Regions from separate parts of the Homo sapiens genome. Here region 2 is linked to region 1. Evidence: chromatin contacts called from ENCODE Hi-C data. All regions are on one chromosome and are shown on one strand. The core of a region is the stretch at or near the end of the contact, and the rest is flanking DNA. Distances in the headings are between cores, read along the strand shown. Region 1 overlaps LOC105369890 (a long non-coding RNA gene). Region 2 holds the start of LINC02392 (long intergenic non-protein coding RNA 2392).

Region 1 (6,341 bases), core at 1,293-3,792:
TAAAGGCTTGCTCTTTTGTTTTAATTTTTATGCTAACATTAAAAAAATTACCCATTCCTGTTCTGCCCCTGCCTTTGTTGTCTATTGAGTCCATTCTATGAGATATATTGATATTAGCTAGTATTCTGCATCAATTTAATCAGTATTAAAATAATTGGATTTATTTTAGTAACTATAAGATAATCATCAAGATTATTCTACTTTTCTGATAGCGTCCCCATTCTGCCATTTTTATAGTTGTAATATAGGTATATTGTCACAGCAAATATAATTATATACTATATATATATTTCTTACAAACTTCATTTTGTCATAAGATTGTGAATATATATGGTATTTTGTCTTCTCCTGTTTGGATTTTGGAATTCAGAGGATATCTTGTCATCTGATTTTGTTGTATATGTTTTGGGATCTTAATTGCTTTTTATTTTGAAGAAAGATTTATTTAGGGGGCTTCAAAAACTATACCATTACCACCACCTTCTCAGAATTCTCAAAATTGCATGAGTGTTGAGTGGTTTTCTCTTAACTCTTTATTTTATATAAGCTGCATTATTTTTAGTGCATGCTTTTGCAGGATGTGTTGTTCTGGGGAATGTATATGCGGTATTTTATCAGAAATACCTATTGTGGCAGCATCTCATAAACAGACTTAAACGGAGCATTTTGAAAGAGACATCATTATAAAGCACGTTAAGCACTTATGATTGAATAAGTATTATTTCTGTGTTGTTTCAATTTGCATCCTCAGAGAATGACATACTCCTTGGGTACATAAACATAAATATGTAATTAGAAATAAGGAGAAAGAGGAGGAAGAAGAGAAGGGGAAGGAGAAAGAGAAAATATAATATTTTCTCTTATAATATAAAGAACAAACTTTAAACTTTGTTCTGATAATTTATCAGTTCTTAGTAGAGCAATAATGTACTGGGTTTAGTATCATTAGTAGTAATAATGAGATTTCTTGCTTTAAGCAAATCCCTTATTTTAGAAGAAAAGTAAAATGTTAACTCTTAGGAATTATTATGCAATAACAAAGAGCAGTAAAATTTTATAGTGGTTGGACCAACTCCAGTGGCTTTCTGGTTTGTGAAAAGTTCAGTAAAAATTGAATAAATGGCTCACATAATGGGAAGTTTAAGTAATAAAATGGGGGGTAGGGTGGGGAGATGAGGCTTTCCCCCTTCCCTGCCGTGTACATAGTAGAGTTGCTGGTGATTTTTGCCTTAGGTTATAGTACTGTGCTCATTATAGGCATAGACAGATTATCATAATTATAAAAGTGCAAGTTTGGTGTAAAAAATAAAAAAAATACATGATGGTAGAGCCTCCGGGCTTAAAAAAAAAAACTTGGGATATCTTATTAAACGTATTGTTTTCCAACTAGTCTCATCTTTGCTCCCTTGGTGCTTAGAAAGAAAACTCCAAGTAGAATAATGATAACTACCATATGTTGGTTCTTACCATAAAGCTAAGAGCTAAGCAGTCTACATATAGGTGTCTCATTTGGTCTTCCCAACAGCACGATGAAAGACATATGTGAGGAAAGTAATGTACAGAGATGTTAGATGACTTGTTTAAGGTCACAGAGATGGTGAATTGTGGAGCCTGGGTTTGAATCTAGGTTAGTCTGACTCCTGAACTGCATTCTATGCCAGTGTATGAAAGAGTCTTCAGAAAACCACATAGTTTAATGTGAGAAAGTGAAGCTTTAAAAGAGATTCTAGTCCTTTCCAAGCTAAGTTTAATTTAGGGAGGCAGGGAGTGTGTACACTGTGCAGAAAATACAGTTCTTACCTGAGGGTATCACAGTCCCCATTCAGTTGACATTCAGCAGAAGATCAACTCAGTTGTTTGGCTATCTCAGTTCAGCAAGCTCTTCTAAGCCAGAGGTTGGAACATAAAAATGATTGAGACATCTCTCCGCCCTTGTGTCCAGTGGAGGGGCAGGTTACATAAATAGATGTTTGTGAAAATCAAAGTAGAAGCTCAGTCCTAGAGAACTCTGAGGATAGCCTGTGAGCTGCAAGTCTGAGGAAGCCGAAAGGAGAATGGTGAGTAATGGGAGTTTCCCTAGGGGTGACCAGCTTGTCTGGTTTGCCTGGGACTTCCCCAGTTTTAGTACTAAAAGTCCCACATCCTAGGTGATCCCTTAGTCCCTGGCAAACTGAAATGGTTGACCACATAAGTTTCTGCTGGTTTGGAGAATTGCTAATTTCCATTAGGGAACTGGGGGATTCCTAGTCAGTCCTTGTTGAGAAATTAATATTCATGAGCATCACCCTAAAAATGATAACCTAATCTTCTATGAGAAATATTTTGGTTAAGCAAGCTTGATTTGCTACTGTTTTCAATTGGGAGTTCAATAAATTTGCTTTGTTTTCTTGTGTGGTAGGAATCCATGTTGTCATCAGGGATCTTGCAAACTCAAGTGTGAAGACAGAGGCAATCCTGCATGGGTCCCATCAAGATAATGGGCACACAAACTGCTTGTGAGGGAGCAGACTGTTTAATGAATAAGGAATTAGGTTACACAGGCACCATGTTCAAAAGTCAGCTGGCAGAGTTTCAACAACCTCGTCATCACTAGAACAGTCCTGGGTGTGCAATCCTATAATGCCTGGGCAGGGTGACCAGGTTTAATGTACTCTTTTACAGCTCATGGGTATGGGGCTTATCACATGCTTCAGCAAGAGCACCCTTTTATTATTTTGAAACTTATAGTGTCACCTTAACGTTTTATGACAAGCCTTGTCCATCACATCACCACTATAAAAATGTCAATAACTTAGAGAGTTGCTTTTTCAAATATTTTGTCACATAATTAAAATTTTATTCTTCTTTTCACTTTTCCTTTTTTCCTCCCTTGAGAGCCCTTCTTTATTTTTCTTTTTTTCTTTCTTTTTTCTTTTCTTTTTTCTACCTCTCTGTCTTCCTTTCTCTTTTTCTTTCCCTTTCTCCCTCCATCTATCCTCTCCACTTTCTTTTATCCTTTCTTCCTTTTTGAAGGAAGAGGGGATTTTGATTCTCTTCAGATGCAACTCTCCTTCCCTGTCACATGCATCTTCTCAAAAACTTAAGCTAGGAGGGTGACTTGCTGAGACCTTAACTAGAGTTTTGTTTTCATTTCCGTACCAAGAAGTCTCCCTGAGTATCTTGCATCAAAGGAGGTAGATGAAAAGGGAGTTATTGGCCAAAAGAAATGGCATGCATCCTTCTTGCTCTTCTAAAGAATGTACAGGTCTTCGATGTTCTATGGCCTGGGTACATCCTGAGGGGCCCTTAAGTTCTAATATTGGTGATGAGAAATAGCATGATCTCTTTTGTGTTGGAATGAAAGAGAGGAGCTGGATTCTGAGGAGAATTGAAAGTTTTTGTCAATTTTGTTTTTTTGTTGTTATTGAAAAGAGGGGGAGGGGTTGGGGAGAGAAGGGAAAGACGGGCAGAGCTCGGGTAGTGGGACACTTCTAATACTTGAGTCCTATCCCTAAGTTAATTCTGATATCGTCAGTAGTTTCAGAGTTTCTAGGATCACTGACTCCAGAAAAGGGCTGCATCGAAGGTCCTCTTATGAATGCCTAGAGCAACTTGATTAGAAAATCCATCTTTATACCCCTTCTTGGAGACCTATTAGTAGTTCTGGCTGTCCCAACATAACAGCAGAATCCTACTCTGATCTGGGTTTCTGGAAGCCCCCTGTGAACCATCATACCCTGGATGACAAACTCCAGTAGCACTGGGGAGAGAGCACTTAATGACAAGTAGACCCCCGAAGGGCTATAGAAGGAGCTTGTTTATCTTAAATATGGGTGGGATGGGGGGGAAATGGGGCACTTTTGTACACCTTGAGAGATCTGTGGGCAGAAGAGACAGGCTACCTCTGTTACACACTAAGAACTGACAAGAATGAGACAATAAAACACTCCGTTACACACTAAAAACTCATAAGAATGAGCCTTTACACATATTGTCTGTGTTAGGAGTATATGGGAGACTGGCACCTACTAATGGAAAGGAAGAGTGGAAATTCTAGCTCTGTTGTCTTCCAGTAGCCATTTACCTGCCCTGTAAAGGTGGCTCTCAACTCAAGACTCAAGAGTCTCTGTTCTTGAGGTTCTTTTTGTTTGTTTGTTTTTGTTTTTTAATTTGTGATGTGATCTCTTTGAGTTTCTTAGTGTGATTCTTCTGTTTTGTAATTTAGGAAGCTGCTACACTTCTGGGGATGATAAATATTATTTAAATTAAAAATTACATTCAATTTTAAACTGACTTTTTAGAAAAATTCCATTTAAACCTCCCACCTCATATATAAGGATAGTTCCCACACTTGGGACCTGAACTTCCAATTGAATTCAGATGACTGAATGTATCCTGCAAATAATGCACAGAGCTTATGAGAAAAAGTCCAAACTCTCTCTGCCATGGGCGTGAACCGTTGAACCATGATACCTCATTACCTTCACACTCTGGTTACTGTTGGAAAAATTAGACTGCCTAACCAGTTTAACCAGACAGGCCTCCAGGAAGTGACCCTTTCTCCTCCCCTCTTACCCACTTAAAACCATAGATTCTTGATTACTTTTAAAGGAAGAAAATCAGTTCCTTGCCAAAGGATTTTATGACTGTGTTAACTAGTCAATAAACGAAGTGACTATGAAAAAGAACTTTTCCACCCCTCTACTGGAGAACAATGGAATCACCAATCATCATACAATAGTGATTTTACACTCACAATTTCAATTCTGCCAACAGCGGAGAATTTCTCCTTTGCCATAGGAACATGATTAAATTTTACTTAATTTCTCTGTAGGATGCCTGAGAAAAATACCACCTTGAATGAAGGAACATTTAAAATAAGCACTTTGAATAAATAGAATGTCTTTTTATAGGATCAAATATGTCCCATTTTGGAAAATAGCTAGGCACAAAATATTGGGTAGCTCTATCATTGAAATTTTGGTTTAGGAATGAAAAAAAAAGCATAGACAGTAGGGAAAAAGAAAAAAAAATTATTCCCCCCTTGCTGAAAATTTTACTGTGGGCAAAACTCCCATGTTTTTGATGGTAGTAAGACTCCAGTCTTGGGGCTTGGCTTGAAAAGTATGAAAAATAACCATAAAATAAAATATATTAGAATTAGAAATAATGGGAACATAGTGACTATGATTTAAGTCTTAAGTCCAAGTCTTGGGGCAAGAATATTTACTTTACTGAGCTGTGGTATAAGAAATACTAGCTCTCCCTGCTCCCCGCCAAAAAAGAAAAAAAAAACTTTATATTGATTTCCTTCAACTAATTCCTAGGATGCTGTCTTGAGTATTGTGCATGTACCCAAATTTGTTTGAGGTAGTAAAGTAGAAACTAATGCCATCTCATATATGGGAGAGGAAATGAATAAAACATAGAAATTCCTCCCTTTCTTTCTACCTACAGAGACATTTTCTTCCTGGGGTAATGTAATATCCAACTAAAACAGAGGCACAAACCAAAACCTAGGCCTGGGTCTGAGATACTATGAAAACAGTGCGGTAACATAAGCTTCTCACTGATAGTCCGAATACAAATATTTAAAAATTCAAATGGATAGTCAGGTTTTGTATCTATAAACACAACATTTGTTAAACATACAAGCATGCTATTAAAAATCACTGTACAAAAATATCGAATACTCATTCATCTTACTTTGAAACACTAATAACACTATTTATTGACATACTGGTTCTGTATTACATAAAGGGCAGGGATTATACTAAGGAAGAAGAGATAATAATGAAAATTTTATAAATGTTTTCTTAAAGGATCTGATCAAAATCAGTTTTTGCAAGGCTATAAATTAAAAAAAATTGGCAGAAGGAGTAGGCAAATTACAGTGTTCAGGAATTTTATTCTTCCGCCCTTGTTTTTCAGTGCTGAGAAGCACAATCACCCTCAACCCTGCAGGGAGATGGAATGCAATTCTTTTCTAGGCTTGAAAACTTCTAAAAATACTTTCAGTGCTATAATTTCTGTTTATAGATATATACCAAGAATAAAAATTAAATAAATTTAATGGCATCTCATCATATTGCAATGTATACAAACTATCTTGCAAAATATTCAAAGGTGGTTTATGATGGGGAAAAGAAACCTTTATGATGGCAATATATAGATAAGCAGAAGTAATTCAGAAAAAGCAAGTCAGACCAGACACAAAAAAACATCTTGGATTTGCTGACTATAAAAGTCATTATACTATACACTCTTTGAAGAAACTAAAAAGCCAGCAGTGGCTTTGATGAAGGGAATAGGGCATAAAAGTGAGAAAGGTGTAACATGGCTTGTCTTCCTTCTTGCCTTTT
Region 2 (6,027 bases), core at 2,863-5,362, 330 kb after region 1:
ATGAAGTACAGCTTCTTCCCTGTAAGTACGTGCTAGGTGTGGAAAGAGTTTCAGATTTTTTGGCCTTATTCACCTAAAATATACTTTTGCTATACAGTGCTAAGAGGTATGAGAAATACCAGTGAAACTATAGCTTTAGACTTAAAATTGAGTGTAGAGGGAGTGTCTGACTTCTTGGTTGCATGTGCCAGGAGTAGGGTTTCCGTAAGTCTGAGCAGGTGTGGGGTGTAAGGAAGGGAACAAGTAATGGTGCAATTGCCACAGATTCTGACTGTTCTTACTGAGATTAGTAGATTTTCTTTAAGAGAGTTTCTCCATATTCTGTATGTCCTTAGGACTCTATCCAGAGACTTTATTGATGTTTTTTGTTTTTGTTTTTAAATAATTTTATCCATTTTAATAGCTGTTTTTTGGGGGGAAAGGTCTGTTGATCTCACTCTGCCATTACAAATTTAGATGTTTACAAATTACTGTTTTTTCAGTTTACTAATCTGTTGTTCTGCTGTATTTCGTATGATATGACACCCACTTATGGCTTTCTTAATTTCAATTATTATAATTTCTATTTCTAGAACATTGTTGTCTAATAAAACTTTCTAGGATTATAGAAATGTCCTGTATCCTTCACTATTTAACATGGTAACCACCAACCATATCTAACTGCTGAGCAGTTAAAATGCAGCTAGTGTAACTAAGGAACTGACTTTTAAATTTTACTTAACTTGAATTAATTTAAATTTAAATAGCAACAAGTGGCTAGTAGTTACTGTATTGGATAGCACCCTTCTAGAATTGCCTGTTTAAAAATAGATTTTAATTCCTTGCTCAAATTCTTAATGTGTTTATTTTATTGACTATTTTATAGTTATTTTAAAGACTAAACCATCTGTTCTCTTTCTTTTGCCGGCTATTTTGTTGATTTCTTATATATTGTTCTCTTTTTTAGCATGATATATAATTTTTTATCAGATTTCTGAATTTGAGATGAAAAAATTGTAGATGTTCTAGATTATATTATCTCTCACCAAAGATAGTATAATTTTTATTTGTCAGTCAGATAAAAGACATTAGTACAAAAGACACCATTTTTATTCTCATCCCAAGCATTTATTAATTTTGTAGCCTTATGCAAAACATGCAACAGTCTTGAACCTGTTTCTTCATCCATAAATGGGATTCATCTTGCTTAAAGCAAAGATTGAAAGGTAAATAACCAATTTCTGAAATTTTTGGGAAATCTGCAAGGTAATATATGAGCCTAAAATTTATATGAATAATTCATTCATTCTGTATATATTCATCAATGTTTTCATAGCTTGCTTGAAAGTAAAAGCAGGATGTTGTTGGGTAAAAATTGTTTATACTATTTGTTACTCCATTTGTGTTGCTCTAAAAGGAATACCTGAGATTGGGTAATTTATAAAGAAAAGAGATGTATTTGGCTCATGGTTCTGGAGGCTATACATGAAGCACAGCACTGGCATCAGGTTTTGGTGAAGACCTCAGAAAGCTTACAATCAGAGCAGATTTTTTTTTTTTTTTTTTTTTTTTTGATATGGAGTCTCGCTCTGTCACCAGACTGAAGTACAGTGACACGATCTTGGCTCACTGCAACCTCTGCTTCCTGGGTTCGAGCGATTCTCCGGCCTCAGTCTCCCAAGCAGCTGAAACTACAGGTACGTGCCAACATGCCCAGCTAAATTTTGTGCATATATATATATAGTGGAAACGAGGTTTCACCATATTGGTCAGTATGGTCTCAATCTCTTGACCTTGTGATCTGCCCACTGGCCTCCCAAAGTGCTGGGATAACAGGTGTGAGCCACTGTGCCCTGCAAAGAGGGTGTCAGCATATTACAAGGCAAGATCGGGAGCAAGAGAGAAGAGGAAAGAGATATCACATCCTTCTTAAACAACCAGGTCTCGGGAACTCAGAGAAAGAACTCACTCATTACCATAAGAAGGGCACCAAGCCATTCATGAGGGATCTGCCCCCACAACCTAGACACCTCCCACCAGGCCTTACCTCCAACATTAGGGATCACATTTCAACGCGAGATTTGGAAGGCATGAACATCCAAAGTATGCTGCTATAACCAACAAGTTATTTTGTATTTATATGTGTGTTATGACTGTTTTTAATGGTCTTTGATAGAAAAAAAGTACCTGTTTTCTGAAGGCAATGAATGGTTATGAAATCAGCTATTAATATTCCTACAATAGCAAAGTGAGAGCACATTTCAGAGTCCCTGTAGTTGCACTCTTTGGTGCAGTTTCACAGCAGTAGAAAAGAATCTCAATGCTAGCCTGAATTTTTGGCCACAGCCCAGTTATTCTGGCACACATTGAAATCTCAAGACATCAAGAGAAACAAACTTTGGGACACTCAGTGGTACCATTTTTTAAAGCCAGATTCTTTTTCAGTGGGTTTTCACATTTCCTTATTCCAATCATTCCAATGATTGGACAAAAGAAAAATTGTTTTCTTATTTTGCACTTTATTAAGAGGAAAAAATTTCTTTTGTACTAAAAGCTTCTTTTTCCTGTAAACAGAATGATTAACTTGAGATTGTGCCAAATAATTTCTGAGTGTCTAGATAAGATTAAATGCCTTTATTTTGCTAAACTCATGTGTTGATATTTTCTCATTACTTTCTCTATTACTTAAGCCAAGAGGTTTTTATTAATCACTCACAAACTTGCATCTCTGCACTAAATTCTGGCAATACTTGGAATGCTTTGATGTCATATAGTATCTGAACAGAGCAATGTTCTTGATGGTATGTAGAATAATTGTAAAATAATTTTTATTTTTTCAAAAACAAAATTATCTTCAAAAGTGCCCACCTAGGGCACACTCTTTTTAACTTACATTCTGGCAAATAACTGATATTGACCATCCATTGCTCCTCAAAAGAAAAATGATTCCCTGTTAGACAGACTCTTAAGTTAAAAATACCTTTTAGGCATATACTTAAAGTCTCATTTCTTTTCCTATGTCCTCCACAATGTCTTTAATGTGCTTGATTTGGGTAATAACACCCAGCAGTCACGGAAGACAGAAACAGCCACCTTGATTACTCCCTCAGCATACTTATGCATGAACTGAGTCTTGATGCATGAACAAAAACACTTCAAGGTCATATTCCTTATCTCTCTAGGTTATTATTCTCTCTTAAGAGGAAACTACGATGCTTCCTCTCTTACCAGAATGATAATCGAGATATTAACACACGGCTTTGTCATAAATCCTAAACACAACTAAGTATAGATAAAGATCTACAACAGAGCAAAAATTCTCTAGCACTGGATACATACACAAACTATCCTAGGCAGTTTCTCCTAACAGCTGCTAAATTACTTCTATTAATTGCAGCTTCATAAAACTAAAGAAAAGAAAAGAAAAAGAAAGAAAACAACAAGGCTGTTTAATGGCATGCCTCTGTGTTACTACTTTTCTGTATGGTACACAGCAAAGCAATCAAACATTTGGACATTACAAATATCCTAGCAATCAATTTGATTTAAAATACTCTCCAAATGTAGATACTGCAAATGAAAAGACTCATTTCTTTTAGCCATTATTTCTAATGCTGCTAAAAAGATGCAGTTGGGGAAATGCTTATCAGAAGTACTAAATCAGCATTACAGATATATATCAAGGAACCAGATGAATCTACAATTGCAACCAATTTGTTTTTCAGACGAGGTTTTATTTTTTTTCAGACTTGATGGATGGCTGTTTTTTAAGAATAATATTTGTCTAGAATGGATTAACTCAGGAGAGTGATACAAATATACCCAAAAGAATGAAGAAGTGTAAGTGGAGAGTGGTATATATAAACTATATCCAGGAAGAAATGAAATAATCGAAAGGTCCATTTTATGCTTGACATTTAGAGAACAGCCCTCCAAATTTACATAGTGACAAGAATGCTGAACAAGGTCAGGACAATGGAAACTTCTTTGGCAGGATCTAGTTGTGATATCAATGGGGAAATGTCTTAAACCAGGTATCTCAACCTTAGTTCTATTGACATTCTGGGCTAGGTAATTCTTTGTTGTGAGAAACTGTTCTCTGTATTCTAGAATGCTTAGGAGCATTACTGACCTCTTCCAGTGCGATGCCAGTAGCACCCTCAACTGTGAAAATAAAAAATGTCTCCAGACATCGCCACTTGTTTCCTGAGGGCTAAATTACCAGTTGTTGTAAACTACTGTTTTACATACTTTTTGGTTTTTTAATCTCTAAAGAGAGGAGTTGTGAAAAGATGTGTCTTTTCCAGCTCTGATATTCTCTGACCTGTCCAGCTATGCTCACAAAATTGATGAGAAACTCTATCTGTTCTTATCAGGTAACACCAGAACTAGCCTTTTTATGTTCTCAACTTGCAGAAATTATAGCTAGTTTCCCCACACACAGTAAGGGAATTCCAACTGCATCTTGTGCCATATTTTGAGTTAAAATTTTACTTTGCTCGTTTTCATTCTTTATGCAGCATCTTCCGGATAGGGTGGTCAACTGTCTCAGTTACCTGAGACTTTCGTGGTTTTGGCATTGAAAGTCCTGTGTCCTGAAAAAGCCCTCGATCCTGAGGAAACAGATCACTTTCCTTCTATAACTATTTCCACATGGTTTTGCATGTGTGTAGATATGCGTATATACAAACATGTCATGAAGAATACTATAGTACTATTCTAATAGTGTTAGAATAGTATAGTAATAGAATAATATAGTACTCAGTTATCTTAATCTATTTTTTATTATTTTATTTTTAACATATTTTATGTTATCAAGTATTATTTAACTATATTATTTTAATGCATGATTATTATCTTATTCTATTAACGTACTACAGTTTATTGAATAATTTCCATATGATTAGACATTTATGCTCTTTCTAGTTTCTTTTAAAATAAAAAATCAATGCTCAATGAACATTCTAATAGTTACACATTTATGCATACCTTTTAAATATTTTTAAATTAAACATTTTAATTTTGAATAATTTAAAATATCCTACAGGATATAGATATATAACAACCCTGTATCTATTCTGTCATATTTAATTTACATTACAGAGTTAAAAAATAAATAGAAATGAAATTTAGCAAATTCAGCTGAAGTCTGTCCTCCCTACCTCCCCACGTGTACCCACTGTCCTTAAGAAAGTGTGTGCCATTCCCATCAATGACCCTGAACATTTGTCACATACTTAATTATCTACAAAAAGCAAAAACGATTCACCAGCATTGTACATTTCCTTTTGCATCTTGAGTTTTTGCCCAACATCATTTTTTAGAGATTTATCCATGTTGATAGATCTATATTATTAGCTATAACTGCTATATAATGTTCTGTTTCATGACTGAACTTTCATTTTTCCACTCATATTTAAAGACAATTACATTTTCAAATTATTTTGCTGTCACAAACAATGTTGCATTATTTGTATATGCACAAGTATATCTGTGTATATGCATCCTCATGTACAGCACAAAACTTCTGTAAGGTAAACAGATTTAGGAGGAAATGAGGATATGCATATCTTTAACTTCACTTCAGCTAGTTTTCTTCCTGAATGGTTATTCCAAATAACACTTTCGGAAGTAATGTACAAGAATTCTTGCTTCTCACTGCTTTCCTAAAACTTAATATTAGCAGACCTTATATTTTTTCCTTCTACTTCCTTTGAATATATAACCTATCCTTTGTGATTTTTCTTTTGGGGTTTATATTATTTATTTTTCTAACTTCTTCAGCAGATTCTTAGCTCATTAATTTTTAGTCCCTTTCTCATTTTATTATGCTCTTTTAAAAGTATGAATTTCTGATTAGTATTTTTGCTGGATATGACACATTATGATTTGTAGAGCTGTTATTAATCAGTTATAATTTTTTAGCAACTTTATTGAGGTAAAACTGACAATAAATGTCACATTTAAAAGTAGTCTTTTAATTTCAAATTTGTTTTATTTTAAACCATTTTTTATTTTTGATTTTTGTGGATATATAGTAGGTACGCA

Evidence for each region. A loop is a pair of places that touch in the nucleus more often than their neighbours do. Pooled maps may share reads with other maps.
Region 2: a pooled map shows a loop between it and region 1 (2.4-fold over the local background). The contact joins the promoter of LINC02392 here to the enhancer-like site in region 1. A Hi-C loop is called at or near these places in 3 of 37 single-sample maps with no recorded cell type and 3 of 50 pooled maps.

The regions. Positions count from the first base shown.
Region 1 is chr12:89,958,274-89,964,614 of GRCh38, forward strand. The region is part of intron 6 of LOC105369890 (a long non-coding RNA gene); the gene reads left to right. Among named protein-coding and RNA genes, the nearest start is that of LINC02399, 14 kb to the left of the region's middle. RefSeq lists an enhancer at 1,958-2,187. Within about 2 kb of position 2,543, at least 5 of the 41 ENCODE cell types and tissues checked have a DNase peak (open chromatin) inside an H3K27ac peak, as active enhancers do.
Region 2 is chr12:90,289,206-90,295,232 of GRCh38, forward strand. It overlaps LINC02392 (long intergenic non-protein coding RNA 2392), which reads left to right and starts at 4,113. Exons shown (of 3, transcript NR_135018.1): 1 at 4,113-4,355.